Linked DNA regions of Mus musculus: region 2 is linked to region 1. A link is a loop called in an ENCODE intact Hi-C map of the cell type or tissue named here. Cell type or tissue: heart. All regions are shown on one strand.

The links. A loop is a pair of places that touch in the nucleus more often than their neighbours do. Peaks named below come from ENCODE experiments on the same cell type or tissue, not always from the same donor. Only the 100,000 strongest peaks of a DNase experiment are listed, where the experiment ranks them.
Region 2: it touches region 1 in a loop (3-fold over the local background); 12 of 42 quality-filtered maps call a loop at or near these places.

Annotation. Positions count from the first base shown.
Region 1 is chr1:175,862,850-175,870,849 of GRCm38, forward strand. No RefSeq gene overlaps it. Among named protein-coding and RNA genes, the nearest start is that of Gm36360, 14 kb to the right of the region's middle. In heart, a CTCF peak has its summit at 4,921; no DNase peak of the experiment used is centred here.
Region 2 is chr1:175,689,706-175,697,705 of GRCm38, forward strand. It overlaps Opn3 (opsin 3), which reads right to left and starts at 2,927. Exons shown (of 4, transcript NM_010098.3): 1 at 2,465-2,927. The coding sequence starts at 2,831. It overlaps Gm39707 (a long non-coding RNA gene), which reads left to right and starts at 3,341. Exons shown (of 3, transcript XR_865748.2): 1 at 3,341-3,386; 2 at 6,276-6,326; 3 at 6,680-6,953. In heart, no CTCF peak of the experiment used is centred here; DNase peaks (open chromatin) are centred at 3,106 and 3,926; H3K4me3 peaks cover 3,455 bases; H3K27ac peaks cover 2,544 bases.

The DNA.
Region 1 (8,000 bases):
CCTGGCTGCTCTTGTGGCTTTTAATGTCATTACTCACCAAGGTCATCAAAAGGATGACTGTCATCACAGCAGGTCTTCCCTGACCCCAGCCGCCACGTGATGGCTTCTGCTCTAACTAGAACACTTCTTGTTCTAGCTGGAGCTTGGATGGTGGTCTAGCTCAGGCTCAGATGCTGGTATTACTGTTCTTGTTCTCAATTCTAGCAACAGGCCATGAACTAAAAAGAGCTTATTGGGCAGTGTTTTGAAGTAGTGTGGAGAGTAAACTCGGGGCTTGGAGCCTAAGGGGTACTCTACTGATCTACCATCAGCCCTAGTGTAATACATTTTAGCAAACAAGCCAAACCAGTGAGGACTGATGAAATACATCATTGTACATATGCAGTCTTAAAAGGCGAGCTCTTTTTTACATGTACTGTCTTCAATGCTGAATAAAATGGCAAGAACAAGTCTGAGTGATTATTGTGTACGTCCACTTGTGAAGTGATTCTTTAACTGGCCAACTTCTACTTTTTTTTTTTTTCTGCCTGTCCTTCTCATCAGCCATCTCTATACCTATGTGAAATGAATTAAAAGGTCTGGAGACTTCATTGGCTTAACGGAAATGCTTGAATGCACATGGAATGTATTTGGACATATTCGGTACCCAATTTCTTTTTAAGTATAAAAATAAACTCAGAAGCAGGCTATGAATCGAATACAAAACACTCTTTGTCAAGGGGAGGAGCAGGCTGCCTGTCAGTGCACAATGCCAAGTTCAAGTAAGCCAGCTGAGGGAGGGGGCACCTGAGAGGACAGGGAGAGCCCACACAGCCTGTAAGAAGAGATGATTCTTCTCAGTGGGGAAGAGACAGGAAGCCCTGCAGCCCTGGCCATCCTGATAATGCTGACAACCAACCCATCCCCAAGTCCAAGGGGTCCAGAGGTGACTTCCTACCTCCCATCTTCCCTTTCTAAGCGTCTGTGGTGATTCTTTCATCATCAGCTAGAAAGGAATAAGAAGCAGACCTGAATGACGGTGCCCATGAGCAGCAGTCCCCTGCCTCAGGAAAGGGCAGAGAGTTGCCACTATGACAGCCTTAGTGATGCATCATCGGGCTTGACTGTGTCTGCTGCAATTTTGAAGATTTCATTAGAAAGGTCAATAGTGATGCCAAAATGCAAACGGCTGACCAGACATCAATGTTCATACCCTTCCATTTACACTCTGTTCATGTATTTGGCTGTCAAGATGTCAGTACATCTGATAAATTCTCATTCTCTTTCTCCCTCTCCCCTCTTCCTTTCCCACCTCTTCTCTCTGTCTATACTCTGAGTTTTAAATAGTTCCTAAAAATAAAAAGGAAATTGTTTGGGAAGAGGAAGGGAACTGGTATTTCTTATAGCTGGTATAGAGTTTCCTCAAGGGGTCCACAGAGTTCAAAGTAGCCCTGCTGTCAAAATGACTGACAGTCTAGCTGGTGGCTAACAGGGATTGCTCACTCAGCAGCTCCAGCCCTGGGACAGCCAGGCACAAAGGACGAGAGTGACAAATGTCAATCAACTGAATATGTAAACAGCCTGGTCCTGGCAATGAAAAAGTATATAGTAAAGGATGTTAACAGGAAGGATTTACTAAACGTTCTTAACATTAACCAACGGTGACCAACACTTAGCCAAACACTGACAGAGAGCACTGGGTCCCGTCCTATTCATGTCTCACCAAATCACTTTAAAACTAAAAGATGCTAAACTATTTTCTTAATAAAGTAGACATAAAGTAATATCTATCACAGTAAGTTTTTTTAACCCATCAAATTGGAAAAGAGCAAAATATTTGATAAAATGTCAATCTTGGTGGGAAAGAACCCTTTTTGTGAAACTATAGATTGCTACCATCCACATAAGAGCAATTTCTCTGCATATTAAAATATCCAGCCGGGCATGGTGGCACATGCCTTTAATCCCAGCACTCGGGAGGCAGAGGCAGGCAGATTTCTGAGTTCAAGGCCAGCGTAGTCTACAAAGTGAGTTCCAGGACAGCCAGGACTACAGAGAAACCCTGTCTTGAAAAAAAAAATCCATACCTGTTTTATGTCAGCTAGTTTTATGTCAGCTTTATACAAGCAAGAGTTATCTGAGAGGAAGGAACCTCAATTGAGAAAACACCTTCATAAAATGGAGCTGTAGGCAAGACTGTAGAGCATTTTCTTAACTAGTGATTGGTGGGAGAGGGCGCAGCCCCATTGTATGTGGTACCACCCTTGGGCTGTTTGTCCTGCATTCTGTAAGGAGCAGGCTGAACAAGCTATGGGAAGCAAGCCAGTAAGCAGCACCTCTCCATGGCCTGCCTCTACATCAGCAACTGCCTCCAGGTTCTTGCCTGGTTGGAGTTCTTGCCCGGACTTCCCTTCCTGACTGCCTGTTAATGGAAGTGTACGTGAAATAAACCCTTTCCTCCCCATATTGTTTTTTGGTTATTAGGTTTCATTACAGAAATAGAAGCTCTAATGAATGGGGGGGGGAGTGTATTGGGGACTTTTTGGATAGCATTGAAAATGTAAATGAGGAAAATACCTAATAAAAAAATTAATTCTAAAAAAAAAAAAAAAAAAGAAAAAGATACTCTAATGAAGATGATATCTTTTGATCTGTCAATTTCTCTTTAGGTATCTGTCCTGAAATGACATTCCTAATAAGACACATAGATCTACAGAACTGATTGGTGTTTCTGGTTTTTGTGTTGGGTTTTGTAATCAGCAATAACTGAAAATGAAACAAATGCCTGTCAATAAGAGAAGAGATAAGTCATCTCTGGTTGTTCATTTAATGGAAGACTTTATGTTACACACACACACACACACACACACACACACACACACACACAACGCACACGCCCTTGAGGGTCTCACTGAGTAACCCACAGTGAAGGCAAGTCTGGAACTCATTTGGTAGTCCAAACTGAGGCTATCCCAGAGCCCAATCAGAAGCGGAGACTTCTTTCAAGCTCCCAGTGATCTTCCTGCCCCAACCTGCTTCTTAAAAAGAAGAAAACCACCTTCCTGTGCTTTCTCCCTGTGCATTTATTACCCACAAAGACAAGTTTATGGGATCTAGGGAGATGGCTTAGTTAAGAACACTGGCTGCTCTTCCAGAGGACCCATGTTCAATTCCCAGCACCCACATGGCTGCTCACAACTGTCTGTAACTGCAGTTCCAGAAAATCCAACACCCTCACACAGACACACATTCAGACACTGATGCACATGAAATAAAAATAAGTATTTTTTTAAAGATAAAGTTTACTCGAGAATTAAGTAAATTAGTCTTATGAAGAAATTTATAATGTGGCTGAGTATTTTAAATGCATTCTTTCTTCTTTCATTCTTTCTTCTCAGTCATGGAAGGTACTAAATCAAAACCGGCAAAAAAGAGGGATTAATTTGAAAGTGTTTTCTTTTCAATTGGCCATATTCACAACACATTTTATTTTAGTTTTAAAAATTATTCCTTTATGGAGAGGTGAGAAGAGAGAGGGTGTCTGGGTTAGTAGGAAAGAGGAGTTAGGGTATATATGATCAAGATGTGTTGTTTGCATATACAAAATTATGAAATAGTAAATTTAAAAGTCTATTAATCTTATGTGCAAATTATCATTTATTTGTTTGTTATTTTAGAGTCAGGGTCTCTAGCTTAGGCTTCCTTTCACTTCCTAAATACCTGGTGACCTTGAAGCTCTGATCCTCCTGCCTCTACCTCCTGAGTGCTAGGATTCTAGGTGTAAGCCTCCAGTTGTTATCTGTGTTGTGCTGGAGATTAAGCCCAGGACTTCATGCTCACTGGGAAGGCACTCTGCTTAACTGATCTGCATTCCCCAGCCCATACGTTTATTTTAATTGATGTAAAAATAAATTCCTTTTATGGAATGAGTCCTCATATTTGATATGACGTACTTGCCCTACTTAAGAAGGGTATTCAGAAGCCAAGTCCCAAGCTGGTATAGGCACCTTTGTAACCAAAGTACTTGCTTTTTATAGCAGTTTGCATGTGGGCTATTTGATCCCTTCACACCAGACCTAAATATAAGAAGCCATCTATATATGTAAGGGGGGGGGGGGCTGATGTTTTAATTTTCACACATAAGAGAATTGTAGCCCTGTCAATTGGTCTGATCAAGTTTCCACACACACACACACACTTCTCTCTCCCTTCCCCCTTCCCGATGATCCCCTCACTCCATCTATCAGTTGTCTCCTTTGATGTGATAAATATCATCTTGAGAACATTAATAGGATTCAGAGAGACATCACCTTCTGTTGCCTGCTGGGGGCTAGCTCAGTCCCTCGGGAGCATCCTTGTCTACAGAGCTCACTGAATTGATGCCACCTCCTCTTGTTTTGTGTTGCTTGGGGTTTGGAATTTGTTTTCTCCTTGATAAATTATGCAAGAATCCTACAGGCTGTGGGAGCAGATTAGCCCCACCCCTGGCCTAACAGAGAAAAGGGAAAGGAAGAAAAGCTGTTTTGCTTCTTGTGCCTTCTCCTTATTCCCTAAGGCATAGTGTGGATTTCAAGTAGAAACTGGCTCCCCTTTGTTCTGTAGTTGTTTTTCCTTTTAAGTTACATTTTAACAAAACTTTAAGTCATCTTATTTATATTTTGTATCTTTTTTTCTTTGTTTTCTTTTTTCTTTTTGTCCATTTCAAAACATCTTTGACTCCTTATGTGACTTCTTGTCTTCACAAGTACCTTTTGGGTTTTGTTTAGACTCTTGTGACATCTAATTTCACTCATTTCTGACCCGTGGAATGGAAACTGATTGTGTTCTGCTATGTTTCTTTAGCCTGTTTCCTCTCTCTTCTTCAGAGAGAAAAATACAGGTTTCAGGACAGCAGGGCAGAATCTTTCGATGGGGTGTTGGCCCCTAGTGGATCAGGAGTGAAAACACAACTCTGCCAGGCCTGGCATTCTATATCTGGGGAAAGAACACCGCAAGGGCAGAAGAGAGCAAAACTAAACGGTACAGTTTTCCAAATATGCAAAATGTATGAATGGAAGGAAATCACAGATTATTATCAACAGAATCGACTCCTTGGTCAGTTTAAGGCTTAAAAAGTTAAAGAATACAAAGGACAAAATTCTAAACTGGGAAAAATAACCACGATAAACAAACAGTGGGCATTCTTAATGTATAAAGAGCTTTCACAAATAAACTGTAAACATCTTTTCCCACAAGTTTCTGTATAAAATGTCCACTTGAAAATATAGCATTCTCCTACATCAGCATTAACCAACTAGGATCATTTTAAAGACAAGATAACTACAGAGGCAAAGCAATAAATGATCAAAGCTGATCTAACCTGGCAAGCCCAGTCTGCTGTGGGGATTTTTTTTTTGGGGGGGGGGGGGCTCTTTGAGACAAGGTTTCTCTGTGTAGCCCTGGCTGTCCTGGAACTCACTTTGTAGACCAGGCTGTCCTCAAACTCAGAAATCCGCCTGCCTCTGCCTCTGCCTCTGCCTCCCGAGTGCTAGGATTAAAGGCGTGCACCACCACACCCAGCTGCTGGGGGGATTTTTAAGTATAAAGGGCTCTGATGGTCCCATATGCACATGATTTTAAATGGGTTGATTTAATTTTACAAAGATGTCAAATTCTCCAAAGTAAGCTAAATTCACCCAAGTAGAAAACAATAACATTTAAACTTTTAAGTCTTCTTCCAGGGAAACCACAGAACGTTATTCTAAAATGTGTCTGTGAACTTACATTCCCTATCTGTTCAGCCCTTCAACGGGAGAAGAGGACTAGTGAGCTGGGTGAACAGGGAAAGGCGCTCACTGCCAAGCCCGACAACCTGAGTTTGATCCTAGGAACCCACATGGTAGCAAGAGAGAGATGACTTCCACAGGCATCCTCAAATAGACACAAATAAGTGCATACATACATGTAATTTTAAAAATAAGAAAAGGATAAAATCTTGTCCTGTCCATAGGCAGGACAAGAACTCATAAAAAAAAATAATAAATAAAGTGTGGATTTTAAAGAACAGATGATCAGAGGAGCAGAAGGGTTTAGAAACAGATGCATATATTTACAGACCTTTAGCCATCATGAAAATAACTACAAATAAAGAGAAAGACATGCTTTATAAATAGAAATGTTACAGAGACATCTACAAGGAGCAAGAAATAGCCAGGCCCTTGAGTATCCTCACAGCTGCCAACTTGATGGTGTCTCTCTCCTTAATCTGCATTATCTCTTTGCTCCAAGCAAAATTACCACCTTGGTTTTGCAAAACTGTATGAACCCTTGCCTTCAGTTCTTTGGAGAAGGAGTCCCAAACTGAACCAAGAAACACCCAGTCCCGATTCCGACTTCCGCTAACTTCCAGTAGCGCTGTAGCCGTGCTGGCCTCTGCCATCCTGGGACCCTCCCAGGTACACTTTCACTGCCTGGCCTCTGCAGATTCCATTCCTTCCTTTGGGGATACTCTCCGATCAGTTGCCCATTTGGCATGTAGTGTCCTTTCCTTGTTTTGGGCCCTTCCTTAACAATGGGTTCCTTTCTTTTAACCCTGCTAAGCCATTTTAAATTGGAAGATCCTAATCCTACCTTGAGTCGCTCAAATCTTCCACTCTCTGGCTTATGTTTCTCCAAGATACATACAATAATTTGACATATTTTATATTTTAATTATCTGCCTGTTGGCCATGTTGACAGAATGAATGGATAGACATTTAAATTTGTCAATAGCCTGCATCTAAAATAGTCACAGATGGGCTGGGGGTGTAGTTCGGTGGCTAGAGTGCTTGCTTTAGCATGCATAAGACCTTGGGTTTGATCCCCAGCACTGTATAAACCAAACATGCTAACACACTGGATCCATGGCAGGAAGCAGAAATGAATTCTGTGTTCAACTCACTATTACCTTTTCATTCTGACCGTGATCCCAGGCCACAGAATGGCACCACGAATAATTTAGGTCCATCTTCCCATCTCAGTTAAGCTAGTCTAGACAATCCCTTACAGATGTGTTCAGAGCCTAGCATCTGAGGTGATTGTATTGAGATGAAAATCAGCATTAGCCACTGCACCATCTCAAAAATAAATAAATAAATAAATAAATAAATAAATAAATAAATAAATAAAACATTCATGGCGTTTTTCAGAGCTTAGACGTTTGACTAAGATAGCTACTTGTAAGAGTGTTTTTCAGTAAAACTAACCTAAACATTATCGATATGAGTATTATACAAACACTGTAAAATATAAGGTTCCAGAGCAATAAGAGTTGCTTCTTACCTTTTACTGTGAAGATGATTTCAATAGCCTCCTTTTTTTCTACTGTGAAAATAAAATCACTATATAACATCTTAACACCAAGTGACACTTCTGAAAATTAATGTGGCTGGCACCAAAAATATATTTTTGAGAAAGCATATGGCAAAGCTGTCTTTCCGAGGACTGGAATACTGGCACCTACCCCACCCCCACCCCATTTGTCTGCCTTTCTATGTAATAAGCTTTACTGTGTCTGTCCTGAATTATGACACACAGGGCACACCTTGTATGTTCCAAATGTGTCGTACAAATTTCACACTTATTTAATGCTCATGTGTGTCCTCTGGTGTTGTTGCACATTTGATCCCAGTTTTACAGGTGACACAGATGGAGTGTAAAGGGACCAGTGTTTCAGCTCTATACTCGGTGCCTTTGGGTAGTCACTATGCAGAGCCAGAAACACAAAGGGGCCACACTAACTTCTTCAAAGTTTTCAGTTAACCAAATCCTTGTATGACTTTCTTTTTTTTTTTTTTTTTTTTTTTTGAGTAAGATTTGGAAAGAGAAAAAGGAAAAGAATCAACTTTTATTCAGAACCATGCTTGGCTCCCTCATGGGGTTTTCAAGGCAAAGCTGAGAAACAGCTCTTCTTCTTATTATTATTGGCTCTTTTGCAAAAGAAAAGCCAAAGCCAGGCAAAATAGGTGTTGTTATGGTCTAAGGCTATTATCGGATGTGAGTAA
Region 2 (8,000 bases), 170 kb before region 1:
AGTTGGGATTTAAATGAACTTTACTAGGTCACCGACTGGACGGATCAGTTTAACTGAAACAGTGATCCTAACAAGGCCAGCTGGTGGAAACCTCTGACCAAGATTATCAGGGATTCCTCTTATTTTTAGCCTTCTCCGAGATGCCAGGAGCAGAGCCCAAAATGAAGCAATTGCCTGGTCCCCTTGTGCATATATATATGCAAGAATTTGTGAACTGCTTACTCTCGCTTCTAGCAGAGTACAAAGCGGGAGAGAAAACCTATGAGGATATCTAAAGTATAAACATGCATGCACTTCCTCCAGGCATAGAACAAGGCTGAGGTGGTAGTAAGAGGGGAGGGGGTTATAAGCACCAAGGGTACATACAGAACACAATACCCTTCAGAAATACAAAGCAAATGGGATAGATGACATTAACCACAGAAAGCTCAATAGTAGATAACAAAGATGGGGAAACTGGCAGCCTTCGAGAATGAATGGCTTGGGAAAGCCCAGACAATGGGGTAGCCATAAGACCCACCCTTGTACCGTCAGACCAGTACCATCAGCATCACCAAAGCCTGAAGCAAGCAGCTAGCAACTTCCAGCAGTTAAAATTGCCCTCTCCTTCAGTACTCAGAATTGATTAGTCCTGGTTTAGGAACAGAAAAGGGAAGAGTCTTCTCCATCTCCATCCTTTACCCTACTCAAGAGCATATTCTGGGCAAAGAAATTACTTGCTAAGAATGCTGTGCGGTCTGAAGTCACCTCACTCTACACTTGTCTCCAGGAAGTAACTTATTTTCAAGCCTCTAACCCCAGAAGATCTACATCAGATTTTAGGATGGGAATAAATGACATGATTCAAAGAAAGACTGGATGCCCTGAATAAAGGAACCCTCGGGTAAAACCAGGGCGAATGTTTCTTGTAGTCTTTAAAAAAAAAAATCTCTCCTGGTGCTGACAGACCCCAGCAGGAATTCAGAAGGGGAAGAAAGGGCAGAGAGGATTCTGGAAGATAGGATTGGCAGAGCAAGCCAGGGAGAGCCAGGGTGGGTGCTGCAGACATAAGAAAACTCAACCCATTCCTTTTTATTCGGTTTCAGATGGAGACACTGAACACCACAGCACAGAAAAGTACTTCACAGAAAGAAAGGACTTTAATGTCTTCAAACAAACACCTGTCGCTACCCCCAGGGCTTTTCTGCAAGCTGTCCTGACACATCACCTTTTTTAAAGATCAATCCGCCTAAATGCCCCCCCACCCCGAAAAACATTTTTAAGGTAACAGAGAGAATAATCATATAGTCAACCCATATTACTACTCGCATCCTCTTACAGACCTTCCTCTAGGTTCAATATTGTTATGTAAAGAAATCCTTAGATCAATGTTTATTAGGGGAAAGCATCAGAATTGTCAATCAGTGAAAAACCATCATGACTCCTAAATTTTGTTTTAAAACTTTAAAAAGGAAATGATGACAAACACCGTGAGATTTGGGTTTGCCACATGTAAGTTGGCAAATAACAATTGTCAAGGATATTACAGAGACGTTTTTCTCTAAGATCTGGCAAGATCAAGTCAATAGTAAATTATCAATGTGTTTTTAAGGTTTGTGAAAGGGACTTTAAGCCTTAAGAAATATCCATTTCTATTTTAAATCGTTATACAAACAAAATCCCTAGGGGACACACACACACACACGTTTTTCCCAGGCTTAGAATACTGGATCAGTCAACCTTCAACCTGTCAATTCTCAATATAAATCTTCAAGAAAGCAACAAGTTCTACTTCAATTAAATGTACTGGCTGCCCTGCTAATTATGAGTTGGACTCCTTTGCGCCATTTGTAACCTCTGGTGTGACAGAACCTATGTACAGGAAATTAAAAAAAAAAAAAAGTCTCATCCCCTAGGAAGCATTCAACTGTTTATAATTGCTAACGAGTGAAAGGGGGTAAAATACTGCGTTATTTAGGATTCTACATGTCATTCTGAGGAACAAATACTAAATTTGTGAATTAAATCTCTCCTTGTTCTCGCCTCCACTGTTCAGGAGTTGACTTTTTTCTTGCATCTCTTGACTCTACAGGGCCTCATTTCTTTCTCCCTCTGTAAAGTCCACTGTGAGCTGCCCTGTTGAGAGCTACAGTAGGAAGTAAAAATAGATGAGGGGAAATAAGATGGCCAGCGGCAGGGAGACTTTGGAAAGTGCTACAGAGGCAGGAGGGGCTGGGGTTGGTGACTGGCTGGGAAGAAGGGTGTGTAAATCCAGGCAAGGAGGGAAACAGAGTTGGGGATGAAGACCAGATGAAAGGGAGAAGGGAGGCGAGGGTTGGGTATCTAAGGGAGGTTCTCGAGGAGAGAGAGGGAGTTGTGGGTGATGACTGGCTATCAGGGACGATCCCGGGGAGGACGGAGGCCCAGAGCTGATGTACCCGGGGGAAAGTTGAGAGGCAAGGAGAACGCGTCCCGGGCGACTCACCAAAGAGGCTGCCGCTAAACCCGTCCCACGCGCAGCCCACGGCGTCCCACACCCAGCCGTTCCGCAGGCACGACGCGAAGGTGAAGGTGACTCCGAACAGGGATACCAGCAGGTCGCCCAGGCTCAGGTTGACCAGGAAGAGGTGGGTGGGCGTGCGCAGTCTCGGGAACTTGGAGTAGAGAAGCAGCACCAGCAGGTTGCCGCCGACGCCCAGCAGCGCGAGGCAGCCGAGTAGCAGCGCCAGGCGCTCGTACGCGGTGGGGCTGAAGAGAGGCGCGGGGCTCCGCGTGCCCGCCGGTGCTGCGCCCTCGGCGCCCGCCCCGTCCTCCCAGTAGCCCTGGTCGCCACTACGGTTCCCCGAGTACATGGCCCGACGCCGGCGCGCCGTGAGAGAGAGGGCTCGGTGAGCCGGGCGGCCCGAACAGGGTGGATCTCACGCTCTGCGGGCCGCTCAGGCCATTGTGCCCGGGAGCCGCGCCAGGCCCGCCCAACCCGCGCGCACCCGAGGCCCCGCCCTTCGGTGCTAGGACCCCGCCCCACCGCATGAAACTCCGCCCTCCTAGCGTTCTTGCTATCCCACCCTCCCGCGTGGGTCCCGAGCCCCACTAGCTAGCACTTGCAGTCCCTCCCACGGGACCTCCCTGGAGGCCACGCCCTTCTACCTTGCGGCCTCATCCATACGGCAGCCGTTTTGGCCCCGCCCTCCTAAGACTCTTCCGCAGTCTGGCCTGCGGCTCCTCCCTCCCGGAATCTCCTGTTACCCCGCCCTCTGACTCACACCCTTGGCCCCGCCCTCCGGCATACAGCTCCGCCTTCTTAGAACCTCTGACCGCGCCTCTGAGCTGTGGCCCCGCCCTACTGCTTTAGCGGCCCGCCCCTTTTCCCCCCTCCCACCTCCCGGGCGCGTTCCCGCCCAGCAGAGGTGAGTTTCAGAGACCAGTGAGCTCTTGCTCTGCTTCCTTCACCCTTAAGCCGAGGTGGAAACCTGAACAGACTGTACAGAAAAAAAGAGAAAGTAAACTCCCTTACGGAGGTAAATTAGCCACAGCGGATCCTCACAGCCCTCAACGGACTCTAAAGCATCTCGTCCATTCACCCGTTAAGTCACTCACCCTAGCATACACTCATTCATAAATATTTATGAACGCCTGCGCTTAACTCAGTTAAGCATGCTGAATGAAATACTCTCTTTCCTGGGAAGCTATAATAACACCCACCCCCACCTCATACACCCAATAGAAAGAAAACAAAACACTGAAATGCCCGAAGTAGAGCGCCAGCGAAATGATCTCATAAACAGGGAACCTGACGTTAAAAACAAACAAACAAACGCAGCAGGCTGAGTCTCAACTACCTTAGAGCTGGAAGATATGTCCCAGCGTTTATGACAGTGTTCTGAGCTGCCACTCTCAGAGCCCCAGAATAAGGAAGGAAATAGCATCAGAGTGACACCCAAGTCACCCTTCCACTGGATCCCAAGCCTTCTCAGTCTGCAGTAGGTACACCTGATACACAATCCAGTCCAAATGCTTCTCTGGAGGTGATCTCTTGAGCAGTGCCCCGCCCCCTAAGGCTTCAATCCAAATCTAGCAGGTATAGAGAGGATATATTTAGAACAGCACGCATTTTCCACTGGACCTTTCCCCAGCAGCAATGCAAATATAGAACAAGTCAAATATAGATTGTGAACGTCACTTCTTTAGGCCTGCTTTCTCTGTCTCCACTGCAGTCCCCAACGACTACCCACGAGAGGAAAATGTCCCGAGCTGCATGCACCTGAAGATGTCATAGGCACTAATGACTGGTTTGTGGAAACTAAATTGGTGTGCACCAGTGTCCACCCCTCCTCCCACTTGTGTTAGACTCAGTGCATCTCAAAAGTCTTCAATAGTCAGCTAAGTGACGAGATAGCTTGATACCCTGCTGCACTGAGCACTTGACTAAGAGGTTGTGTGTGCCAGCTTCAAAATCTTGATCTTATTTTTAAGACTTCTAACCTGAATTCAGCATCTACAAGGCCTTTGACCTCACCTGCCCTGAAAAAAAAATGTTTTTAATTTTGTGGTTTAGATTTATAGGACCATTTAATAAGTTCTTTGTGCCTCTGACGTCTCACTATAGTAGTCTTCCTACAGTAGGATTGCAACGTTAGTGGAAGGAAGAAAGGAAAGAGTCCTGATTTTTTTTTCCTAAAATATTCATTCTTTGGCACACAGTCTTCTTCTCCTAAAGCTTTCTAGAGGTGTTGAGAGAAGACAATGCTGACCAAATTGGTTCATACATGAGATGCCAGATGCTAAGTGCCATAAACAATTATAAGGCAGAGAAAATAGAGGTGTATATGCTAGCAGAATACTCCCTTCCAGGCAGCTAGGACTAGGATCTTAAAGCCTAGACCCACAGGGACACACCTACTCCAACAAGGCCGCACCTCCACTCCCTGGCTCAAGCATATACAAACCATCATAAGAGGAAAGAGAAAATAAATGTGCTGTTACTTAGACAGCTCTGCATTGAACTCTAAACAAGACCTATGTGCCAAGGGAGGACTCTATTTGCCCCTTTGGAGGGAAACGAGGGCACCAGTATAGCAGAATAATAGGAGATGAAGATAGAGAGGTAAGTAGGTGAGCAGCTGTGCTTTGGCCTCTACTGTATCAACATAATAAGGTTGATACAATAGACCTATAAGGTCCAGAACATTGCCTGCGCAAGAGGTGTGAGTGCAATGAATAAAAACAGTAAGAGCCTCTGGGGGAAATGGTTAACATTTTGATAATTGACAATAGTTATTATAATAATCCTGTGAACTGTTAAGGTCTTTTAGTAGAGTTGATACACATAAGCAAGATACTGCATATATGATTTTGTTAATAAAAATGTTTCTTGTACATTTCAAAATTAGGTCTTTATGGGAGTTATGGTTTAAGTGGAAAATTCCCTATGGGTTTGTGTGCTTGAATACTTGGCCCCTGTCTGGTGGCACTGTTATGGGAGCTTATGGAATCTTTGGCATGGAATCATTCCCCCAATAGATCATCTCCAAAGTGACCCAGACAAGCCAAGCAGTGCCTGGTCCTTCAGGCCTGTGTACTGCTAAGAATGCAAGCCCTGGCCACAGGCATCATCAGGTGCTAACATACATTCTTTCCAGGAGAGTTTTTCCTTGGCTTATTCCTGGAGCTGGGTCTGATCATGGTGAACCAGATGTAAAGCAACCTGCTACCCTGCCTTGGTTAGTCGTTGGTTTTGTTTGTTTGTCTGTTTGTCTGTCGGTTGGTTTTGTTGTGTTGTTTTCCCAACCTGACACAAGCTAGAGTTTGTGGGGAAAGCAAAGAACCTCAGTTGAGAAGATGCTCGCACTAGACTGGCCTGCAGGAAAGCCCGTGGAGCATATTTTTGATTAATGGAGGTATATGAGCATCCAGTCCTGGGTTGTATAAGGCAGCAGCCTAAGAAAAACACAACTAGCAAGCCAATAAGCAGTATTCTTCAACGGATTCTACTTCAGTTCCTGCCCTGAGTTCCTGCCCTGGCTTCCTTCAATGATGGACTATGATGTGAAGGTGTAAGATAAACTAAACCCTTTCTTTCCCAAGTTGCTGTTGGTCATGTTTTGGGTTTTTTTTTGGGGGGGGGGGTTCCCTCAACATCCTTCCACCATGTATGGATGAGTAGAAAATGCCCACAGGAGGAATGGACATTTAGCAGCTACTGACGGCTAGAGCTTTGATGATTCCCAATCATCAGAACGATGAGAAAGGAAACACTGATGTTTGTAAATTACTCAGTGGGACGTATTTTATTGCAGCAACAGGAATGGACCAAGACCAATGCAACAGAAGATATAACATCTAATATAGTAAGCGATAACTTCACTTTAACACGTTTATTTTTTTAAAGTTTGTGTGTGTTTGTGTGTGTGCGCTTGCCCACACTCATGTTTGCAAGAGTGCAGGTCCCTGTGGAAGACAGGAGGGGGCTGCTGATGCTGGTTTTTAAGCTACTTCATTGGTTTCTTATACCTCTCCCTCCCTGGCAACCCTTACTCCTTCCAACACCCCAACACTAGGTAGGAGAGAAAGAAGGATAAAGGGGGAAGGAAGCAATGTCTCTTTAGAGCACTTCCTGCTGATTAGGGGCACTGAACTCCTTGGGGGCAAGTCCAATCTTAATAGTCAGGATATCTCTAACTTCTGATCTCTTTTCTCACAGGAACTAGCAGGAGGACTTGTCATGTCCTCTCCTTTAGAGTGCTCGGACACCCCTCTCCTCCCAGGGCTCTGGCATTTATACCCTCTCCAGAGTCCTCAGGATTAAACTCTCCAAAGCTGGCAGAATCACAATCTTGCCAGAGCATACACGAGGCAAATAGTCAGCGGCTGTGGATAATCTGCGGCAGCCCCTACATCCCACACCTGGGGTTGAAACAATGAACAGAACTGGATTTGTAAAGGAAACCAAAACTCTCACTACAGAGGGCCTTGGAGTTCCCTAGAACTGGAATTGCAAACAGTTGGGAGCTGCCTGATGCTGAGTGCGGGTCCTCCAAGCGTACACCTACTTTTAAGTACTGTCTTCCCACTCTCACCAATAATCTCACCAATAATCCTGAAAGCATTCCAATTTCTAACTATTTTGTAAAACTTGTTACTTTTTAGTTTGATTGTGCAAAGCCTAAAGACAGTCCACATACCTGTGTGCGGCTGGTTCTCGTGTGTATCAAGCACGTGCTGACGTCAGGACTCTACGCCAATGCTTTGCTGGAACACCTTTTAACCATTTAGCCTCATGACTTGTTACCTCCCCTGCAGGATTCTGCCAAATATCTTTTTGTTAAGTAATTGTTTATTACACACACACACACACACACACACACCCCACTCCAGTGCACACACCTTTACTCAGTCTTCAGAGCATTTACCACCTTCTGGAATACCATGCACGTGCCTGTTTTCACCATTAGATTGTAAGCTCAACACACCATTCGCTCACTATTCTATCACTACTACCTAAGTACCTGCTAGCATAAGTAGGTGTCTGATAAGTATGCGCTGAATGGATGGATGAGGAAATAGAAGAATTCATGGATGAGGATTGTAGGAAAGATAGTTCCTAGGATGTTGCCAAATAGTATTTGGATGGGAGAAAAGGAATAAAGAATAAATAGTGTGAGGAGATTCTCTAAGTAAGATGTTTATAGGAATTTACTCCCCTAATAGCTCATAGTGAGAGGATGAACACCTGGTACTCAAAACAGGAGTGCCCCCTAATGCCACTCGCTTCAATTCTGAACTCAGGATTGCACAAGATGGTTTAAAAGATGCACTACCAAGGAATAGGGACTCTATCTGTCTCACATTTCCATGAGTTGACTGTTGATGAACATGTTGATGAATAGACTTTTATAAAACACTGGGGAGGGCTGGGGGCTGGAGACATATCTCCATTGATAAAGTATTTGTTGCACAAACATAAGGCCATGAATCGAGATTCCCCAGCACGCACGTTAGAAGATAGGCACAGTGGGCTAGGC